Linked DNA regions of Mus musculus: region 2 is linked to region 1. Evidence: chromatin contacts called from ENCODE Hi-C or POLR2A ChIA-PET data. All regions are on one chromosome and are shown on one strand. The core of a region is the stretch at or near the end of the contact, and the rest is flanking DNA. Distances in the headings are between cores, read along the strand shown. Region 1 overlaps Klhl5 (kelch-like 5). Region 2 holds the start of Wdr19 (WD repeat domain 19).

Evidence for each region. Hi-C counts contacts between places; a loop is a spot of excess contacts on that map. ChIA-PET counts read pairs that join two places held with the same protein, here RNA polymerase II (POLR2A).
Region 2: a map of heart shows a loop between it and region 1 (3-fold over the local background). The contact joins the promoter of Wdr19 here to the enhancer-like site in region 1. A Hi-C loop is called at or near these places in 2 of 37 maps with a recorded cell type or tissue (both heart). POLR2A ChIA-PET finds 5 or more read pairs at or near these places in 2 of 5 experiments (Patski and embryonic stem cell).

Annotation. Positions count from the first base shown.
Region 1 is chr5:65,155,914-65,159,759 of GRCm38, reverse strand. It overlaps Klhl5 (kelch-like 5), which reads right to left. Exons shown (of 11, transcript NM_175174.4): 6 at 3,519-3,705; 7 at 752-976. Among named protein-coding and RNA genes, the nearest start is that of Klhl5, 27 kb to the right of the region's middle. Within about 2 kb of position 2,164, at least 1 of the 3 ENCODE cell types and tissues checked has a DNase peak (open chromatin) inside an H3K27ac peak, as active enhancers do; it is heart, where a contact is called at or near this core.
Region 2 is chr5:65,197,516-65,201,252 of GRCm38, reverse strand. It overlaps Wdr19 (WD repeat domain 19), which reads right to left and starts at 1,557. Exons shown (of 37, transcript NM_153391.2): 1 at 1,493-1,557. The coding sequence starts at 1,498.

The DNA.
Region 1 (3,846 bases), core at 915-3,414:
AAGTTTTACAGAATATACCTAATTTTATATAGATAACTTATCATTCATCAAGGGCCTAGATGAAGGGCTCATTTAGTCCAACCTCTTGAATGGCAGACCTGAAAATACAGCTCAGCAGGGAAAACCACTCCTAAATGAGGCGCCCATGTAATTCCCATACGTGAAGAGATGAAAACTTCTTAATTAGTTCATCTTCTAAGTTCAGATTATACAATTTACCTATAAAAGCACATGGCAGCTAACATCCATTTGTAACTCTGGTTACTGGGTTTCTAACAGCCTGCACTGCATACCAATGGTGTCCATAATACATTCAGGTAAACACCCACATACATAAAACAGAGAATGAAAAGAAATGCCTGTCTCTCTCTCTCTCTCTCTCTCTCTCTCTCTCTCTCTCTCTCTCTCACACACACACACACACACACACACACACATTACCATAATTGTTTTTCATATAATATAGAAGTTAAAGTGCTAGTTTTAATGAGCCTTTAACTAGGCTATCTAAATTCAACTGCTAACACGGAGCATAAAGGTAAGAGCATGGCTTGTCACAGCGGCATGCTTTCCCGTGTATGAGCTCCATTTATGTAAGTGCTCGTGTTCTGGTTTCTGCCCCTCAGGGATGAGGGATGCTTGGGAACTGATGCTGACTGAGCCCACACACAGGCCTCCCGCCTGGTACAGAAGGGAACAACGTGTGGCATCCTGATACATGGCTTCCAAGCAGGCGAGCAGACGCACTTACCGAGCCCGTGCCTGTGTGTGGACATAGGTGGCATCACACTCCAGGTTTTTGTTTTGGGGTTGTAGCACTCTACGGTGTTCAGAGTCTTCAGTCCGTCTCGCCCTCCGACCACGTACAGTTTGTCATCTAAGACTGCGACGCCGAATTGGAGCCTCCTCCCATTCATGTTTGCCACAGGAGTCCACATATTTGTACGGAGGTCATACTTCTCAATGCTTGTTGCTCCTGAACAATAACACAGAAGTTAGGAGACTACAAGATCCACCCCGGCTATGTTACAGACACAGAAGTAGAATTTATCTTGTGTGTGTGTGTGTTGTGTGTGTGCGCGCGCGCGTGCATATGGTGGGCAGAGGTTGGTGTCTGGTGTATTCCTTTGTCGCTCTCCACTTTGTTTTTCCAGAGGGGTCTCCCTGAACCAGAACTCACTGTTCTGGCTAGGCTGGCTGGCGAGGGGCTCCAGCAATCCACCTGTCTGCCTCCCCAGCCCTGGGATCACACAAGTGTGCCAGCTGTGTATATGGTTTCTGGGGATTTGAACTCAGGTCCTCTTGCTTGCATGGAGAAGCACTTTAACAGTGGAGTCATCTCCCTAGCCCCAAAGTATAAAGGTTTCTTCGAGCATCGACAGCAATACTTTTATGCTATCTTATGAAGCCCCTGCAGTACGGCCCTCGCCTGTGCCATGACCTTTTCTCCCATCATTCTCCCTGGCATACTCCAGGCCCAGCATTAAAACATCCAGCAGGGGACGTTCTTTGTTCAAAGAGGCCAGGAAGACGCTCAGCAATTGGCGGAAGTGCAGGGAGGGAGCCACAGGGGATCATTCTGAGAAGGCTGGCCACAGTGCAGACAGGGTTCTTGGACAAGCTGAGGGAGGCTGTCTCCCTTTTGGGATCGGATTGTTGGGTTGTTTATAGAAGTCAATGGAAAGGTCTAGGGGAAGGAAACCGCTGACCCAGGAGATAAGGGAGACAATTATTATGTGAGGTTCTGGAAGAAAGAACAGTAACAACAAAACGGGCGGAGTGGGGCTGACACCACGCAAGGGAGGGGGCACGGCAAGGAGGAAGGACAAAGGTCGCCTGGGAACCATTCTGCCGGAAGTGAAGGGAGTTACTACCCATGGGGTTTACCATGGAAAATTCCAGAGCTCTTTTGCTCTCTTTCAAGATGTGGAACAGCAACAGCAGAGATTTAGGAAAAAGTGAAAGAAAGTATCTCACTTAAAAAAAAATCTAACTCGCACTTCCGTAGAGATCGAGTCTTTTTCTAAGCTGATAATTTACCAGCCTGTTCTAGCATTATAAAGGACTGCAGTCGCAGTGGACACTTACTCCTCAGGCTTGTAAAATCAGCATCAGAGCTACTACTGTTGAACCTAAAACCAGACCGTCCGGCTGGCTCCACACCCGGCGCTGTGTTTACTTACCCTACACAGGCTAAGGCTTTTGAGACTGACACCAACTCCCGTTCCATCTTGTATTCTCCCAGAACTACACAGAATCAATCCCTTCTAAACACTAGCTGGTTTAAAAATACTTTTTACTTTGCATAGCCTTTCTTTGTAATATATGGCAATAATGATATTTTATTCATTCAGATTATATACATGTGTGTAAAGTATCAAGATTGTATGGATTTGTTTGATTCTTCACTCCAACCATGACTTTAAAGTGTCCATAAAATAAAATAAAAAATCGCCTTCCATCAAACAAAAATCTTTTTCCATTGATGAATTTTCAAGCTTTTTTTGTTTTTTTTTTTTGTTTTTTGTAGACTTCTGTTATAAACTGGAAAGCCAAAATTTAAGAATCTAAACTAGTAATACAAATATGCATCTATAAGTTTGTGGGTGTGTGTGGAGAGACAGCACAGTGGTTAAGAGCGCCTAGCTTCAATTCCTAGCACCCACAGAATGACTGGGAGCATAGGGAGGGTGCAGGATCTACTGCCCTCTTCTGGCTCCCACAGGCACTGCATGCCTATGGTGCACATTAGACGGGGCTGGAACAGGGCTGAGAGCAGAACCAGGATGAGCTGAGACTGTGTGACTTCTGTCAGGGTTGCAGGCACCACTGCAGGAGGATGGGCAGAGGTCAGGTGTACAGAAAGGCCCCATAACAACTGACAGCCAATAGCACCATGCATGGTCTTCAACCTCTAGGAACAACTGTTCACAGAATCCAAGTTTGTAACTCAAATATTTGTGTTTAGCTTTCATTTCTATATATGTATGTATGTATTCATGAATCTTTTCTTAATTGTTTAAGAGTAAAAATCACAGAAATGATGACCCCGTGGCCCTAAATATTTCAGCAGATCTTCCTCAGAGAAAACGATTCTTTTTAAAAGTCATCTATGTGGAGTGAAGTGTTCTTACTGAGCTAGATCCCTAGCCTAAAGTAGCTAGTTACCTCTTCCTAATCTCATCTGTCTCTATCAGTTGGCACCATGAAAGAAACAGCTTTCCTTTCCATCTGTGTCTCTGTGAACTCACGGAGACTCTGATTTGACGTTAGCTTCTTTTACAGTAATTACTTACTATGATGCTCAAGTTACTTAAACTCAATGGAAACTCCCAACAAGATGTCTTCTCTACCTTTTGATCTGCCTCTTACCATGCCTTGAATATTTTCTGCCACTAAGGTGCTTTCTGGTCTCATCTTTTCCTGTCCTTGTCCCTCAACCAGTCACTTCTCCACCGGGCCTCTTGGTAGTGTTACTGGTTACCCTCTGTTCCTTTAGATCAACGATCTCCCAATACCCTTTGTTGAATCCATCCCTCCAACTGCAAATAACGTTCCAACAGTTGACTTGCGAGGCTTTGTCCGAGGACTCTGCAACATGGGTCGTCTCTCAGGTAATAAATGGTACTTCATTGCTTCCATGATGAGTTTCTGACATTCAATGTCATCCCGGAAAAGTGCATTGTTTTCCATGTCTGCCAGGAACTAGAAGAGAGCAGGGTATACAGACAATGAAGACATGTAAATATACTTTTTAGTTCACTACTGCATTTTGCTGGTCTGTTTATTTCTAGGATTTTACTTCATTTTTGAGACAGGGTCTTACTATGTGGCCCTGGTTGGTCC
Region 2 (3,737 bases), core at 308-2,807, 42 kb before region 1:
GTCTCTTTATATAGCCCTGGCTGCCCTGAAACTCACTATATAGATAGGACTAAGCTCAAACTCACAGAGATCCACCTGCCTCTAGCCCCAGAGTGCTGGGATTAAAGGCGTGGGCTGATTCATTGCTACCAATGAATGCTGGCTTTATTGGTATTTTTTCTGTTAGATGCTGATACAAATTTTGGAGATACTCGGCAAAACAAACTGTATTATCACAATGTTATTTGTTTTTTTTAAACAATTTTATTGTTGTTATAAGTTAAAAATTTGAAATTTCATTGACTTATATTATTCTTATATCAGACTGCTACATTCTAGAATACTCAGGAACATGACCCTAGATGAAAAATATTAGTTTTAAATACTGTAGATTAATCAAGCACACCCTTATCTAGGTAGATGCAGCTTAGATACTGTAGCTGAAGACTTGAATCTGAGTGACAACACAACTCCTCCAATGCTATCTGAATAAATGCCCATCTCCCGAAAGCCTGTGTCCTGGAATCGCAACTTAAGATAGAGGTGCGCTATGATGCCAAGCACACACAGGTTTTTTCCAGCACGTACACTCACTCAACGTATTCTAGACCATCTTACTTCTGCGAGTTTGGGAATACATCGTCCTTAAACCTGATTCTATTCCTTTCATGGCAGATCTGTCTTGGGCTGTAATCTTACAGGTTAGTTTTCTTCCACAGAGTTATATCGGTTCTAGGTACAACTCAGATAAAAGTTACAGCTTTCCTAGAACAGCAAAAAGGTTTGCTTGTTGCAGGTCACGGTTAACTTAACTGTAAAGAGAATAGTATTTACTCCTTTCCGACACACCAGAAAGTGAATCATGCAAAGTTATCTGCCAATTCCAATGGACACACAAGAGCTACAGTGAAGCTTTAGGAAAGCTGAAACCATTTTAAACTCGGTGTTTCCATTTCTTTGTCAGAGCAGTGCGGGGGTAAGTACCTCTGAGGTAAATCACAGGAGTGCAGCGGCTGCCCCTGTGGAATTCACAACAAACCCAATCAGAAAACCTGCGTGCAGTGGAGGACGCACACAGGTGTGCAGATTTCTCCATCATGTGTTCTAGCGACCAGGGCTCTGCATACCGGACAGGTCACAGGCCAAGTAATTCTTGATGACTGTTTTAGAGACTTTTGATTCTCCCTAGGGCTCTGGGCCAGTGGCTTGGTTTGCCCAGGATTAAGCTACAAGAAATCGGTAGCGATACCGGTAGTTCGGGCGTACTCAGATCAGGCTTCTACCAGATTCCAGAGGGCACAGGCCTCCCTCAGCCCGCTCTCCAGAGCTTCCTTTCCCTGCATCCTTACAAGCCCATCATCCCCTCCCGCCCGCTCCCGGAGCTCATTCCTCTATCCTCAGCACTTCCGCGGAGGGACAGGGACACAAACTCCTCAGAGTCGCGCTCCGAGAGTTTAGGAAATACAGAGGCTGCCACATCTTCTCAATCCGCTGGCACTTGTAAGTTATTTACCTTCATTTCAAAGGCTCCAGCGACACCCCCGTTCTTGTAAGTGCGCAGGCGCAACAGAACACCCCCGCCCCGCTACCGCGTTCTCGTCACCCAGGAGACCGTGCAAACAGCGACCAATCAGCGAGCGTGGGGCGGAGCTGCCCCCGGAGCCCTCCTTTGAGAGAGATGGGCAGGGTGGGTAGAGTCACGTGATGGAGGTGGAGCTAAGCTCCGGGAAGTTGAATGCTACGAGGGCTGGTCAACTTCCTGCCTGAGCTCTGATTGGGTGAGGCTGCGAGGCAGGCGGGCCCTATGGACAGAAAGGGTCTTGAGCTATGTGAGCAGAAACCACTGGCCTAGGAGCGGTTGTAAAGGAATTCCGGGGGGAAAAAAGCTGGACCCAGAGGTTGGCAAGTAGGAGGCAGGAATTGGCTCATGAGCCAGACGGCTTCTACAAGATCCACTTGTAAAAAAGGCTTGGAGAAACTAATGTATCATTCCTCATTTTTTTTTCTTGCAGGGTTTTTATTTTTGATTTTGCCCTAACGGAGGTGAGGTATGAGGAGTCGTTTTCTTTCAGGACCATTAAGACAATTTTAGCTAGTGTGATCGGGGAGGAATAGTTGAAAAAAATAAAGAAAAGAACTCGCCTGTAGTATTTGAGCCTGGTAAACAAGAAGTTTAGCGGAAGCTAAGCATTAAAAGTTGGCTGGAGGGAGGGAGTGGGATTCTGCACAGTAGCTAAGGTTGGCTAGCTGGGCATCATCACCTCGGGTTCCTAGAATAGAGTTGGGTAATTTTTCACAGCGACTCTCGTCCATGAGATAAAATTGTAGTCAAACCTAAAATGGCCTCAGCAAGAATACAAGATGGAGAAACTTCTGCATTGTCTTGCTCTGTCACAATAGTAACAGGCTAATCAAAAACAAACAAAAAAAAAACAAAAAACCTACATGGTTGCATCAGTAGCTATAATAACAAAGCATTTGACAAAACTGAACATAAAACAAACCCTCAAAATTCTCAAAAAACAAAACCCAACAAGAAAAAGCAAGACAACAAAACCCTGTACCATAGAAATTGTAAACAGTATCTCCAAATAGCCTAAGGCTGATGTACTTAATGCTAAGAATCTTGAAAGTAGTCCCATTAGGAACAAGGCAGGGATGTCCCCTCTTGTGACTCTTTCTCAATTCTGGTGGAAGTCCTAGTTAATGCAATAAGGAGAGAAAAAGAAGCATACTGATTGAGGAAGGAGGTGGGAAAACTGCAGATGACATGACTGAGAGTGTACAGAATCAGTAGAAGAGAGGGAGGGATGTGGGGTAGAGGTAGAGCTAATTATACCAAGCCTCCAGGATACAATCTTAATACACAAAGAGTAGTCACACCCCTCCATATCAGTAATAAGCAGATTTGAAATAAAAGAGCAGTGCCATTTTCATGAGTACCTCTCAAAATGGAATGCAGCTACAAGTCTAGCAACGTATATACATAATGGGTGTGAACAACAGTACAGAACCGAAGATAGATATTAAAAGAGTTCAGAGGGCTGTGAGGTGGCTCAGTGGGGGAGGGTCCTCTTTGCCCAGCTTGACGACTTAATCCCCAGGAAACAGCACAATGCCAGCATAATGTGGAAGGAGAGAAGCAATGACCACAAGTTGTCCTCTGACACAATGGCACACGTGCCAGCACGTATAAGTAAGTGTCATGAGAACAATTTAAAAGGACTATAAAGGAGAGACACCCCACGCTCATGAATCGTAAGAGTCAGGATTGTAAGATAACAGTTTCCCTCCAGTTGGTCTGTAGCTTTAGTGGAACTACGAGATCCCAATCGGTTCACTAACAACTGGATTCTGAAGTCCACAGGGAGACGCAGATGGTGCAGAATAGGAACGCGTCGCTGCTGGGATCACTTTAAGTTTTTAAATGGGTACAGCTACAAATAGCCACTCCATTATTAATTATTTTCAATGGACCAACAAGATAGATAAAGACATTTTCTGCCAACTTCGATCCCAGGTCCCATATGGTAGAAAGAGAGAGCTGACTTCTGCAAGCTGCCCTCTGAACTCCACACATATGCCCTGCACATATTCCTCACTGTAAGTACACAAAGTAAATGTAAAAGAAAAAATTTTGAGTGTGTTTAAGACTAAGTGATAAGGATGATAGAAGAGACAAACACATCCCAGGAAAGATCCAAAAAGATTTAGTCAACTGATCTTTGACAAAGAGCAAGGTCCGAACAGTGTGGCAG